2 separate regions of the Homo sapiens genome follow, and region 2 is linked to region 1. The links are chromatin loops, found by intact Hi-C in ENCODE. Cell type or tissue: Caco-2. All regions are shown on one strand.

Region 1 (8,000 bases):
ATAAAATGAAAGGATGCAGACTGTTTAATGAAATACAGCACATCATTACCAGCTACCACTAGAAAATGACTCATAATTCATGTCCATGAAAGGGTGCTTTAGTAGCATTTTCATAAACAAATGGAAAATTGTTGAGTATTTGTTAGATATTCTAAAGAGTATGCTTTATCTGAATGTGAGTCTCAGAATTATCTAAGCCATTACTTGAGACTGTTACGTGAAAATATCAACAATTTCATTACATTCTGAAAAATTGGTTCTTAAGTGCTTTGAAGCAAAAATGATAACAGTCTGGAAGTTTGAAAGTATGAGTCTTTATTTCAGAAATAATGGAACATGAAAATAAACAGTACTCAATCTACCATAGAAATTATTGTATACTTTTTGGGAAGCTTGAGGGACAAGGGAAAAGAAGGAATATATATTATTTTAACAAGTATTATCCCAGGAGTTGGGGAAATAGGTACTAGAGTAGTTCCATGAAAATTTTGTTCTGATAAGTTCCATTATCATGAATTGTATATTTTTACATTCCTGATACCATGATTTTGAGAAGATGCAGTTTGTTGTAGTTGTTTTAAGGCAATTGGAGACGAACATAGTTGCAAGTATGGATTCAAAAACCACACACACACACACACACACACACACACACACATTCATGCACATTTGTTTTCCATTTTATTAAAGAAAGTATACTTTTAAGAACAAGAACATAGAAAAAATGTAATTTCAAATTGATGCATGTATCTCTCAGTATAAAAATCTGCTGGATTCCCAAGTTGAAACAGCAAGTTCAGATAGCCAGAGAGAGTGTTTCCTTGAAATGATTCCATCACAATTTATCGACATGTTTTCAGCTCCAGAGATTGGATAGTGAGTGTTTAGGTAGTAAAAGACATATGGCATTTGGCTTTATGGAAAAGTTTGTACAGTGATTTTATTTTTCTTATTTTTACAAGAGTCCAATGAAACATTATCACAATTAGCAAGCAGCTTATGATGGTTGAACTAGCAGACTGCAAGAAAAATATGTTTGATAAATTGCTGATGTAGATAAGTCAATGGATTTTAAAAAGTAGGCTTACAATAAAACAAAATAAAATAAGACATGTAATTTTAGAAATTGAAGAAATATAAATATTTTAAAAGGTAAATTAATTGTTCATAATTTAACAGAGCTCTGATTCTATGTTCAGCCCTTTTTAAAAATGTACCAGAGAGTCTTACTCTTTTAGGCCCATTACATTTATTCTTGTACATTAAAATATATAAGTATAATCTGGAAAAATCCTGATTTTTAAATGATGGAAGATTTTCCTTCCTGTAAAATATAATTTTTACAAAACAGTGCACAAAATTTTCTGAGTAAATTAAAGCTCTCTTGATGCAGTCTGTACATTACCCACAGCTTGTTCTATCCAGTTGAGAAAAAGACAATTAAGAATATTAATAAATCATATTGAAATGTTGATGAATTAAGAATGCAAATTGAAATTGGATTTAAACAATGTCTTCAGTAGTATAAGACAGAAATAACATGAATTAATCTTCTTTAATAATAGTATCCATCTTGTAATATTTCACTTTCTTATGTTAGGTTGGTGCAAACTTCCCTTATCATGAGTTGTATATTTTTACACTCCTAATATCATGATTTTGAGAAGATGCAGTTTGGTGTAGTTGTTTTAAAGCAATTGGAGACCAACATATTTGTAAGAATGGATTCAAAAACCAAACACACATACACACACACACACACATGCACACACACACACATTCATGCACATTTATGTTCTAAACATTTTATTAAAGAAAGTATACTTTTAAGAACAAGAACACAGAAAGAATGTAATTTCAAATTGATGTATGTATCTCTCAGTATACAAATCTGCTGGATACCCAAGTTAGAACAGCAAGGTCAGATAGCCAGAGAGAGTGTTTCCTTGAAATAATTTCATTACAATTTATCTACATGTCTTCAATTCTAGAGATTGGATAGTGTGTGTCTATCCAAACTCTGGAGCTGAAAGCATGTTGATAAATGTTGATTGTTCATTTCATATTATTTGATATTTTGCCAATTTAATATCTCATTTCATTTTTATTTTAACTCCTTAATGATACATCCCCCACATGTCACAAATTATTGTGTTTCTTTAATTTGCCATTTATAGATTTTATACATTAAAATGCCATTTGACATTAAAAGTAATGGCAAAAACCATGGTTACTTTTCAACCAACCTAATAGTATTGGAGAAAAAAAATAAACACTTGGATTTAATTACACTGTCAATACTGCATACAGTTTCTCATAGAATGTTCTGAGAAGAAACTGAATAAGCAGTCACAAATAGAAAAGAAATAAAATTAATGTTGAAAGTTTAGAGAAACTAAGACATGTATATAAGCTTTCTAAATAGAAGAAAAAAGTGAAATTTTGTTTGTTTATTCAATATTATTTGACATTTTGCCAATTTAATAATATCTCATTTCACTTATATTTAAATACCTTAGTGATACATCCTCCATGTCATAAATTATTGTATTTCTTTAATTTGCCAGTTACAGATTTTATATATACCTAAAAAATATCATGATCAATGTCTGAGGTTAACACACATTATTTGTTTGAAAAATCAATAAGTAAAATATAAAGCCAAAGAACATGAGATAAGAAGTGTTTTATTAAGTTTTTTTTTACAAAGCCTGGAGATTTAATTCTGAAAGAAAATGAATACTGCAGTCTTGAAATCACGTGATTTTATAGGTTGATGTAGATGTCCCATTTAATGAAAAATGTTGTCCTTCAAGTGATTCCACTTATACTTCTGACTAGATTAAATTTCCCCCCTAGAAACCTAATGAAGATAATGTATCTTTTTGCTTTCTTAATTCTTTCCTAACAAAACTTTTGTGAGGGGGAAGGAAATGAAGAGATAATCTTTTGACAACATACTAAAATGAAAGCATTATAAGATGGACAGGAAACATGAGTAAATTTATTGGTTAATTAAGTCTTTAGTTTCTCTTAATTGGCACAACCTAAAATTATTTATTGATAGCAAATGGTTCTATGTTCTAAATAAATTTTATTTTTGGACACTGTGGAACAGTTAATAAATGTATCAAATATTCTACCTCGTGTTATTTTTGCTAGTTTACACAAAAACACAATTATTTTGTTTGATTCTGTTTTTCATAAATATTTATGTATAATATCATTTTCCTTGTAAACAGGATTTTTCCTGCCCAAAGGGAGGAAAAACAATTTGTGTGTTAATTTTATCTCACTGGTTTTGTTCAGCTTCAGTAGTTGTGTATATAAAGGAAGAGATTAGATAAAGGGGAATACAAGCAACCCCTGTTGTGAACGTAAAGAATTTTAATTAGCCATGATGATAATTTTGAAGCATTTCAGGTATATTCCACCCCTCTGCTCATAGAACAGACCAGCTGCTAAATGGTTCCTGTCAGTAGTCCTTCAAAACTTATTTTGTTTAGATTTTGCTGCCCCCTACAGAATAACCAAAGGCATTCATGAGTTTGCCATGTACCTTCAACTTCAAGATGAGAGCATTTCATGTCTTCTTGAGATTCTGGTAGAAATAACCCTCACATGGTAGTTTTTATTACTAAATTTGGCATATTTTGTATTACTTGTGACACAGCTGAACCTCCCTCAAAATTAAAATAAAGAAATAAAAAGCATTCTTTCCAATAATTCCTCCCTTCTCTACACGAAAAGAAAAAGTAAAAATTTTTAAAGAGAAAAACTAGTAATGTTTAAAATTTTCAAATAGTAACCTCATTGTAAAACTATAGAGCGTTTTGCCTTTTTTCCCATTTCATGAAAGACAATTTTATTGTTCTAAGTGCTTAACAGGCATAAATAGGCCATGGAACTGACAGGGGGAAAAAATCCTTCAATAAGATAGATAGATTATCTGGTTTACCTTCAAAAGTTCTAATCTATGTAAAAAAAAAATGCATTCACTACTAATAAATATAAAATGGTTCTTTCTTTGAAAATCACATTATTGATTTATCAAACATCTTTTTTCTGGGTCTTCAAATAAAAAAATGTGTATTTGTTTTTAAATAAACTCCTTGCTCATAGTAGAAAAATATAGGTTAAGTGCAAAAATTTAGGTAAACCTGAAAGTGGCAATTCAGTGTGTTCTATTTCCCCAATAAATTGTTTCCTAAAAATGTGCAACACATGTAATTACTTTCACTTATTTTTTGTATTTTTATCAGCTGTTTCTCTTTGCTAGAATGGTGCTTATGAAGAAATAAGATACATCAATCATAAAAGGCGTTACTATTTCTAAATAAAAAATCGTCATCACCACTAAATAGTGACTAGTAATGGTGAGGCATTAACCCAACAGTCTTCTTTCAGGTCAAGCATGATCTTTAGCTAAGAGAATTTCATTCATTGCTACAGAGAACATTTTTAAATTTTTTAATGAAAATGAATGGTATATTTTAGTTGTAAACATTTATTATTTTCCTGTTTAAAAAAGTAATATTTAGAAAAAACAAAGTTTTCATGAAGATAGCTGAAATAATTTCCATTGCTAATTACATAAGGTAGCATACTCTATTTAAATATAAAGTCAGACTAATATGTGAAAGTGGCAAAAAAGTATAAGTATTAAAACAATCTGGAACTTAATATGAGCAATTTGACTCAACATTTTTTAATCTCCCATCTAATAAATAAAATTGTTTATTTAAAGATAAATACATCCAATGTTCACCTAAATGGCACTTTTGATCTCCAATATACATCAAAATTTTGAATGTTTATACCCTTACAAAACATCCTTTTAACTCCTAATATAGGGTTATCAGTGCTAAAAGCCTGTGAAGCAAATTACCACTATCTTAATTTTAAATGACATATCTTTAAAAAAAATTAAGAAACAGCATAGGAAATAAAGACTACCTAAGCTACACTAAAAAGGAACACATGATTTTTAAACTGAAATATTTTAGTTCTACATTCTTTGCATTTCCAAATATGTTTTATAATCAGCTTATCAATTTCTGCAACAAAAACAGAAAATATGTCTTGGTAAAATTTTACATGATTGACATTATATGGTTTTGCCCTTCATAAAAGCATGAGTTTTATTTTCTTTATAAAATTACATATTTTTTCCCAAGAAAAATATTGTATAACAAAGCTATAAATTTGAGAAAATATATTCAATAATCAGATATTGTTTTTTATTTAATTGTAATCTCAGTATATATTATTAAGTGAAATTAATTGTAATTCTTTAAAAATCAAATAGGAATCTTTTATCTAAATGAAAACAGATATTGTCTGAAAGTATATATTTAAAATACATTCATAATTTCAGTCAGGAATAATGAAATAAAATTGCAACACTGGAAATTGATTATTAACTACTTAGGTTCCTTCTTGGAAATTTCCGTAGTATATAAAATTCCGAGGTCTTTATTCAGGACTTAGTATTAAACTTCCTGCAAGGGAACTATTTTATTTAGGTCTAGATGCTTCTGATATTCCTTATCACTGGATTCTGGTATGTATTCTGTCTTTTCATTAACAACCTTAATTTATTTTTAAAGAGCATATTCTTGAATAATAAACATCATAGAAGTGCATGGAATTTTAGAGAATAATAACATATGTAAAAGAAAAAACAATAGCAAGTATAAAATGAAACTATATTGGTGAATGAGACAGAATGATTACGAAATACAAATTGGGTAAACTTAATGCTAAACAAATAATAAATAGTAATAAAGAAATAAAGTTTCTTAGTGCCATAGGCTGAGTAGAATGAGAATGAGAACAGTGATTAGCTAGGTGATTCACTGTGATAATTGAGATCTATTTATCCAGAATATTTTAAAAAGGATATTAGATAGAAGAGTATGACCCTAAAGTGACTTTGTCATAAAAAAGCATTTAAGTACTAAGTTTAGCTTGCTGTATTATAATATTAATCTTAGTGCTTGGTTTCAACATTTAAAAATATATTATTATTTAAAAGGGTAAATGAACTATCATGCAGAATGGACTTAATTTGTTCATTTGTTCTATGTTTCAATGCCATTCTGAAACATTTTTAATTAAGAACATGAAATGACTCATTAACATTCAGCTCTAAAAATAAGTGACTGATTACAATATGTTGAAAAAAGCAAGTTACTTCATGCATTGCCATCAAATATTTCTCAAAATGGACTCAAGGAATTCTGTTTCAAAACACTTGGGGAGGTAAAAGCTTCACATTAAAAAAAAAAGGACTCTAAGCAGTGCCATAGGTAGGGGGTCACAGATATACACAAAAGATAAAACTATGCATTCCTCTCAATCTATTCATTTAATGGTTATAAGGAGCCTGATTTCACCCCTGTAGCAAAAACTCTAGTTTTTATGTACTCAATACATGCAAAGTATTAAATAACTTTTATTTATTCATATAATAAATCATGAGTGAAGCTATTAATTCAATTCTCATTTTATAACTAAAGCAACAAATATATAGGAACTATTAATAGACTCTCAGAATTACACAGGAAGTTAACATCAGATCCAGATAGATAATAAAAATACTATGTACCTATTCATGCTTTAGCTATATGAAAAAAATAATAGTTCATGAACTCTAAAAATTACGATTTCAATCTACTTGTTTTGGACATTTTTAATGGTGTCAGCCATGTTCCTGTTCCCCTAATAACACTCTGATATCCTTATCGTGGGAATATTAATTGTTAGAAGCTTTTCAGAAATAAATAAAGCAGATTACATAGAAATACGTATGCTAAATGATACATTTCTTACAGAAAACTATTGTAAGCATGAGGCAATCTAGCAAGACTTCTTCTAGAGTGGCAAAGGGAGGACATTCCTCAAAAAAAAAATAAGAAAAACGCTAGCAAAAAGTGTTAAAATTGATGTTTTCAGGATTATAAAAACTAACCAAAGGCTTCCAACAACCTAAGAGTGTTTATTGTAGAAAAATGACTGAATTTGGAGCAGCGTGGTTTGTGTCCATTAAACTTGGCCTACTACCATTACCTTCTCTACAACTCTATGGTAGCTTCAAAATCCAGCAGCTTGACTGGTGCAGTGGCTCACACCTGTAATCCCAGCACTTCAGGAGGCTGAGGCAGGAAGGTCATGTGGGGTCAGGAGATCGAGACCAGCCTGGCCAACATGGTGAAACACCATCTCTACTAAAAATACAAAAATTAGCCAGGCATGGTGGCGCACACCTGTAGTCCCAGCTATTAGGGAGGCTGAGGCAGGAGGATCGCTTGAACCTAGGAAGCAGAGGTTGTAGCGAGCCAACATTGTGCCACTGCACTCCAGCCTGGGCAACAGAGTGTGACTCTTTCTCAAAAAAAAAAAAAAAGAAAAAGAAAAAGAGTAAAGAAAAGAAATCCAGCTGCCTTGCATGCTCTGGAGAAAGCAGACTGGATTTGGGACTTTTCAAAAAATCCTATTCCATAGCATTGTCACTTAGAATCTGTCTGATAGCTCTATAGAAATGCCCATTCCCAGGTTATTGTTGTTGTCAGACTAAATGAAATCCAGCTCCATGGAAAAAGCCTATCCCCAGAGTATTTGTCAAAAATAATCAATGGCAATATTTTCTTATCACAGCTGCTTTGGCTAAAGCGATGTATTTGCCTTATTTGGGCATCTTGTAATGAGGCATTTCCCTTAATTGGTCATGGTGTGATGAACTGGCTGCCTGTGATTGGCTGAACCCTGCCTGTTTGTGATTAGCTGAAGCTCGGCTGTTTTTTGGAGACTTAAATCAGGTTTTGGTTTGTTTATGTATTAAGTTAGTCTGCAGTTTGTTACATAAAAACTGTACGTATGAAGGCAGCCTCAAGTCAAATTTAATTCTGCATGCAACATACATTTTAATAAACAAAAACTCCACAACATTAATAACTAAAATTAAATACAGACAATTTCCATCTTACAATGGTTTGACT
Region 2 (8,000 bases), 420 kb before region 1:
AAAAAAAAAAATAAAATAAAATAAAAAGTTAAAAGGATGAAAAAGACAAGGCTCTAGTCTCCTGAGGATCCCAGAACGTGTCAGCAAAATCAAAATTGTCTTAGGGTGTGTGAGAGAGGTAGGAATTAACTGTATTTTCTCATGTTTCATTGCAAGAATAAGTACTTGATTATGAAGTTGATGAAATAAGAAATATGGGTTCATTCAGTATGTTCAAGGTTATTATTGGAATAAGAAAAAGAAATACATATATTGTAAGTTGCTAGATGGGAAAAGAATTCACAAAGTCAAGAAAGCATCATGTAATAAATATTTCAAAATCAGGTGGTTTTACAAGACAATAGGAATAACAATGAGGACATTAAGACTGTTGCTATATTCCTCTTCAATTTGTTGCCTTCACCTATTGTTTCTTAATGGCCAAAAACACTAAGCTGCTAGGAAAATTCTTGTATGAACAAGCGCAATATTTACTTCATATTATATCATTCTATTTTCAAGTACACATTAGTTATGTTAATAACTCTATTCGTTCATTTGATATCAAATTATAATGTTTTCTATTTCTTTTCTTACTTATTATTATCTTTGTTTTGCAAGTAATAAATAAGTGGCAGTCCCCTTAATACTTCTCCCAGTATTATTTCAACTCCCATAGAACACAACAATTAACAGTCCTTTTGGTATATTGTTTTGGGCAATTGTCTGTTTTCAGAAGCATTGTTGTTAAAACAAACTACCACAACCTTGGTGGCTGAAGCAACATATTTACTATCTTACAGTCCTGTACATCAGAGTTCAGACATGGGTCTCACTGGCTAAAATAAATATGTCAGCAGGGCTGATTCTGTTCTGGAGAGTACAGGGGATAATCTGTTTTCTTGCCTTTTTCACCTTCTGGCATCTGCTTGCATATCGTGACTCATGGCCCCCTTCTTCTATCTTCGAACCCAGAATTAGTGGGTCTAATTTTTCTCACACAACCATCTTCTCCAGTTAAACAAACAAAAACAGAGAAAGACCATTCTTCCACTTTTAAGGATTCCAGTGACTAGATTAGGCACACAGGATTATCTAGAATAATTCCTAGATTTCAGATTTATTTAATTAGCAATCTCAATTGTGTCTATGGCCTTAATTCTTGTTTACTATGTAAAATAATATAATAACAGATTCCAGGGATTAAGTCATGAGCATCTTTGGGGAACCATCATTCTACCTGCCACACTAGGTATACATAAACAATGTTTATTTGTTTTAGTTTTGTCCCAAAAAATCAGGTGTCACTATTTGAATTTCATATGTTTTGTTTCCCTTTAATAATAAATACATTTTGGAGGGGTTTCTATTATCAGTACACACAGATTTAATTCATTGTATTTCTAAACATAGTATTCCAGAGTATGGATATAGACTAATCTAATGAAACACCCCCTTCTACAACTGTTGCCATTATAAGCAACGATGAAAGATAAACCTTGTGTCTATGTATTTATGCACATATGCTACATCTATATGATAAATTCATAATTACAGAATTTCTTTGTCACTAACAAATTTCTACCTAAAATTGGTTAAAAATAGTAGTTAAGCTAATGATTTACAGAGTTCCCATATCCCTGGACATTTATAAAAGTAGTTAATAAAAAATCATTTAATATTTGTTCATTTGATGGTTTAAAAAAACATTGTATTGCTTAATTTGTTTTGGGCCTGATTACTAATGTACAGAGATTTCCATTTCTGTCTTCTATTAATATAAACACTTTATCATGTGTTTATTAACTATTTATATTCATTTTGGGGATATAACCATTTCAACCTTTGCTCGACTTAAAATTGAATGATTTTACATCACATTAATCATTTATTATAATTAATTCATTTCAGCTTATCTCTTGTATTATAATTTAAGTTATGGAGCAGTGTGCCATATGTAAGAATTTAATTTTTAGGTTGTTAATTTTGTCAGTCTTTACTTTTACACTTTCTGAGTTTTGTGTCGTTCTTAGGAAGTAATTTGTGTTTGTGTGTGTGTGTATACGTGTATTCACATGTGTGTCTGCTTTTTGTTAGTTTTGTTTTCCTACCTCAGAGTTAACAAGTATTGTCATATCATCTGATTGTTTTTGTTTTATTTTGTCTATTTTTTTTACTTTTCATGTTTTTTTTTTATTTAATACTTTAATTATGCTTATTCCCCTCAAATAGCCGTACCTACAGCATTATTTAGACATCTAACTTTTTGGAAACAATGACCAATTTCCTGAACCATGTCAGTCAGTTCTGCTATAATGCAACGTATGCATTTCTAAAAATCATTATGCTATGCAAAAATGGCCCAATAAAAGTCATGGGTCTTATTAGAAAAATGGGGTTGAAAGAAATATACTAAAAAACCTAATTAGCGACACAGAGAAAACAAAAATGTAGGAACACAATGAAACACAGTGGCATAGTTTTATCCATGTTAAATGGTTCACAAACATGAATTCTACAATTGATACGATACATTACTTAGAAAAGAGTTGAATTTTCTGGAGGTGAGTGTAGGAATGATTGCAGCTTATGTGTTATTGTGAAGTGATGGGAGGGGTGTCTCTGGAATCATATGGAAAGTTCTAATATTTAATGTGGATGGGTGTGGCTCATAGCACACATGAACTAAGGTATCTAAAAATTGAAATGCGTGAATATGTTTTCTGTATTTCTATGAGACTGTTCTGTGTGGTGCAGTTTGCTGCATTCATTTAATGCTTCTCTGGAAAGAAATAGCACATAAGCAATCAGGAAATTTGCATTATACTCAAATTGTTCTGTAATATGTCAATTGCATAGGAATGAAGGCCTTTTTGTAAAAGCACGTGTTGTGTAAGCACTGACTATAACTAGAAATGTGACCTGAATCATTGTTTATGCCTTTATGTATCCATGAGTCATTTTCTGTATTTTCTATTTACTTCCTCTGATCTATTTGTTTCCTGAACAAAGTTATATGTCCAGTTTTTATATTCAATGGTATCAATTTTCTATTTTCTTTTTAAGTATATTTTGACCTTTTCATATATTTTATTGTTAACATACATTTTGCAATTTTTATTTAAGTTCTACAAAGTCCTGGTGCACTCTCATTAAAAAAGCACTAAATATATAAAGTGAGAGGATATATTTTTGCAACATCATGATGCAGCTTCCCCAGCCCCTAAATTTCGTGGCATTTCTGACTTAATTCAGACTAGTAACCCTGAGATACCAGTGTCAGCTCTAGAGTTACCCTATCAGAGCACAATTCCATCTGGCTTTGGAAAATTTTCATTTATCTTTTGTCACCGTAATAGGTAGAACTAGGCCATTCTAGCACATTTCTGAGAAAATACTGTGAGTTGGGTGGAACGGGAGGACAATATATTCTTGTCGTCCATTTCCCACATTCCTAGGCAGTGAGTGAGGGTTTCTGAAGAGACCCCAACTTAGGGTACAATTTAGGGTCTGATAGTTGTTTTTTTTTAATCTTTGTTCCATGGCTTTAAAGTTAAAGACTCCAAAAATATTTTATTCCTTTTGAACTTAAACAAACATGAAATTATGATTAACAAAACAGAAAAAAGTACTATAATAAGGATAAAGGTAAGGCGGTAAGTTAGAACAGGAAATGGAACTACTAAATCGAGCAAATGTAATTAAAAAATAATACAGGAGATAGACAATTGTGCTAAGTTAAATAGTGGGTTTTATTTGATAAACAGAAAAGTGAAATAAACATGACAGATTGAAAGAATATTGTAAATCAATGTTTTGAGTGATGGATCGTCATATGTGTCTATTTTTTGGAACATGGAGTCATCCAGAATAATTAGAGGGTCATGAGTTTAGAGGAAAGTATTGAGATAGGAGTCTGAAGTAGCAGAATGGACTTAGTAGACTATACACGAGCTTGCATTGAAAGGCACTAAGACACAATACATTAAAGCCACTAGAGGGAGGCCTAGGCGGGCGGATAACGAGGTCAAGAGCTCCAGACCATCCTGGCTAACACGGTGAAACCCCGTCTCTACTAAAAATACAAAAAATTAGCCGGGCGTGGTGGCGGGCGTCTGTAGTCCCAGCTACTCGGGAGGCTGAGGCAGGAGAATGGCGTGAACCCGGGAGGCGGAGCTTGCAGTGAGCGAAATCGCTCCACTGCACTCCAGCCTGGATGACAGAGCGAGACTCCGTCTAAAAAAAAAAAAAAAGCCACTAGAGATGTATGTCGAATTATGCAAATATTATGAATATGAGGAAGAGAAAGGAGGATTTACTCATGTGAAAACATTAAGGAAGTAAATTCTGTCCAATACAAAGGCAAAGAGACCTCATAAAGGACTTGTGAAACTAAGGTATAAAAACTTATGTATTTTGTTAGAGTGAGACTTTGCCCCAAACTTCCTAGGCTCAAAGTCAGCTCCAATATATCCCAGCTGTCAAGATCTTAAGTAAGTTAGGTAACATCACTAGCCTGTGTTTTTTCATCTTTAAAATGGGTTAAAGATAATAATACTTCATAGATTATTGTGAGGTTTCAAAACAGAATCAACACAAATAAAACAGGAATATTTCTGATACATAGAATGTGATTCATAAATATTAATTAGTATTTTTATTTTGATTATCATTGTTGCTGCTGCTGTTGTCATAACCTCATTCTAAGGAAGAGGGCAACAATGTCCCTTCTCTGTATTAGTGATCCACATTCATTTAAACCTCTTTGTACACCTCTTCTATTATATTTATAACTTACTATAATACTTTTTGCAATTTTATCTCATCACTTCAAGTCACCTGCTATTAATGCAGAGCACACTGATACAATGAGAATAATACCTATTTACTCATAAAGTTATAAAGATGCTCATTTAAAAATATTTTTATCTAGTCAGTTTTCTTCAATCAGAGTTCACTGTTGCTTGACATCCTAAAACCTAAGGAAATTCTCTGGAGTTTCTTTCCATATTGAATATAAAGCTCTTATTTATTTAATTCAAACTCAGTTTATGCTCAAATATGCTTTAATAATAGACCTATGTAATTTTTCCCAAATTTAATTCTCCTTCATTTCTCTAGTATATTTAAATGAAACAAAACTTTTAGGGACTAGCTTAAATAAACAAACTTTCTCAAAGCTATTTATCATAAATGTGTTGAACAAATAAAAATCTTTGCTCTGGTTGAAATGCACTGTGGTAATCAGGATAACGTTAAACATGACTGTCACAATCACATTTAGATGACCTATCTTTGTTTTCTCTTCCCGTACTCCCTCTCTCTCAGATTATCCACATGAAAGCTTTCTTTGTATTCCAGTTAATCTTTTCCCCACCTGAATCGAAAATGCTACGTCTCCCATCACAACTGGCTTTTGAAAATAATAATAATAAAGTTACAAAGAAAGGATTAGGATAATAGGCTGAGAAAAAGAAACACACAGAAGAACCAGCAAGAATTAAAACTCCTGTTTATATTTGTGTGTTGGCAATAACAATCAGGAGACCAGCAAAAAAATAGATAGGAAACAGTTTAAGCAGAACACAGATAAATAAATAGAATGTTTTGAAAATTATATCCACATTGAATGCATTTGGAAATTTTCTATGGTGTGCCAACTTCTTTATAAAATATATATATATATATTTAGATTTTCCTCTTAGAATTTAATCACATTAAATTTATCCACCCTTCAGGGAATATTTTATACATTTAAAGTTTGCCATTGGAGTAATAAATAAAAGACATGTTAGATTCTCTACTCTATTTTTTAAAATGTATTCATTATGTCTTTTATTTATTGTTTATGACATGAAAACTACAAAAGTTGCATTCACGGAATTGTCTCACTTACATTAAAATTAATCAAATTCGGTAACAATTTTGTTCAGTTTTCATTGTGGGGGAAAATTTCCTGTATGTAAATGATGGTTTAATATAAATAAATGGGTAGAATATAATGGCATAAACATTATTTTTTGAAAGAGTTTTTGTTGAGTACGGAAGTGTTAAACTTATCCTGATTGGCTTTCAGTGGACATGGACAATTTTATTCAGAATCCAAACACTAAAACATTCCAAAATGGGTCAGAATTTTTACTGATATTGGAATCTCTCTATATATATCAGATGAGCAAATGAAAAATAGAATAGAATAAAATAGATGACTGTAGATCACAAACAAATGTAATATTAGGTGACAAAAATATCCTTTCCAGGGAAAGATACCATGTTTAACAAAACTTTTGAATTATAATATACATGTATGTGCTATTAGCCTTACTCCATTTGTACACACACATGTGCACACATACACATACATGCACACACACACATATCTGGCACAGATAGGAACTGGTTTAGAGGCAAGTAATTAGGAGTAAGAATAAATGTATGCTGCCTAACTATAGAAGATTTTACTGTGCTGTCCAATGGGATATATAATTGAGATAAGCATCCACTAAAAATTTTATAAGCTGTCTAAAAAAACTGCGTAATTTTGACTGGGGGGTCATTTCATGGGATGCATATGTATGTATATTTATCAAATTATATACTATAAATATTGGCATTTTATTAAGGTCTTTCTTAATAAAGCCCTTTTTTAAAAGAGTGAACAAAATAATGTCTAACAATGAACTTTATTCCAAGCTTGCCTAGTTATCAATCCAGTGGGAATAAATTCTGGTAAGCTCTTTCTCCATTTTATATAAAATGGCAGAAAGGGGGCAGATAAATTGGATTATAAACACATTTTAAGGAAATATTTCACTTGTTTTTAAGATGACTAATAATCTGCTAATTGGTTTTACTCTAAGGTGAGCAAATCATTTAATTAGTTAATTAATTCACACATTTATTTCACTTACAGATTCCTATCCTATGAGTGTTTATAAAGTAATAAATTGTTGTTTGTAGTTAGGTTGCCAAATCTTAGACTAGAAAAGTAAAAACTTAACCATGTTTAACCACATGGGACCCTAAGTATCAGGAATGGACAGGCTGAACCCCAACAGTAAGATGTTCAGAGAAGTAGTGAAAAATGAAAGAGTGGCCTAAACAGAAAATAATTTTAGAGTTTTATCTAAATCAGTCATGACTTCTGCTCCAGGTTAAGCTTACCTAATTTTACTCTAAAAGCCATATGATTAAGTGTGCCCAACAATAAAAGCAGAGTTTAGTCAAAAGGATTATTCCGCTATTCCATAACTGTATATCAAGTTAATGACAAATAAAATTCATTTGTTACATGCACTACTTTCCTTCCACCAGGCAAGGGAGACAGCATGGTGTAGAGGCTAAGAATGCAGTGACTGGAGCCAATTAGGCTGGGTTGGAAACCTGTATCATTGCTTACTAACTGGGTAAACTTGGGCAGGTCACTCAGCATCTCTGATAATAATATTGACTTAAGCCTAGGATTGTTACAAGAATAAATTGGTTAATATGTGTAAAGATCTTAGTACTAGACTCAGAATAAGTATCATATAAATATTACTGTTAATTATCACCATGAAAGCACAAGGCTTACTGAGATTATATGATTAACTTACTCTGCAGTGGAGAGGAGGAGGGTAAACAGAAGGAGATTTGACCAACAGCTGCTGCCAAGCTTTATGACTCGGAGGAGATAAGGGTTGTAGATGTATTTATTATCTTCTGTGGAAAGAAAAATGATCTTCTGTGGCAAAATTCAATCAAATCTACATTATCTAATTGAAGCACATCCAAGGGACACATTTTGTTTTTAATAGAAACATTAATCTGAAAGCAGGCTTAATTTTTTAAATCAAAAGAGATTTGTAACAGGGATATGGCAAACAAAATTTATTTTCCTTATGGAATGTAAAAATAGTGTACTGTAAAATAATCTTATTTTGATTTGCACTATAGCAAAAGACAACAAATGCAATTTGCTAATTCCATTTTTCCTCTAACACTAAAATAGGTAATCATAAATTGTATAGTATTGAATTTGG

What was found. A loop is a pair of places that touch in the nucleus more often than their neighbours do. Peaks named below come from ENCODE experiments on the same cell type or tissue, not always from the same donor. Only the 100,000 strongest peaks of a DNase experiment are listed, where the experiment ranks them.
Region 2: it touches region 1 in a loop (26-fold over the local background); 14 of 110 quality-filtered maps call a loop at or near these places.

The regions. Positions count from the first base shown.
Region 1 is chr6:103,269,730-103,277,729 of GRCh38, forward strand. No RefSeq gene overlaps it. Among named protein-coding and RNA genes, the nearest start is that of HACE1, 1.6 Mb to the right of the region's middle. In Caco-2, a CTCF peak has its summit at 3,538 (motif pointing left); no DNase peak of the experiment used is centred here.
Region 2 is chr6:102,846,106-102,854,105 of GRCh38, forward strand. No RefSeq gene overlaps it. Among named protein-coding and RNA genes, the nearest start is that of GRIK2, 1.5 Mb to the left of the region's middle. In Caco-2, no CTCF peak of the experiment used is centred here; DNase peaks (open chromatin) are centred at 3,996, 7,346 and 7,616.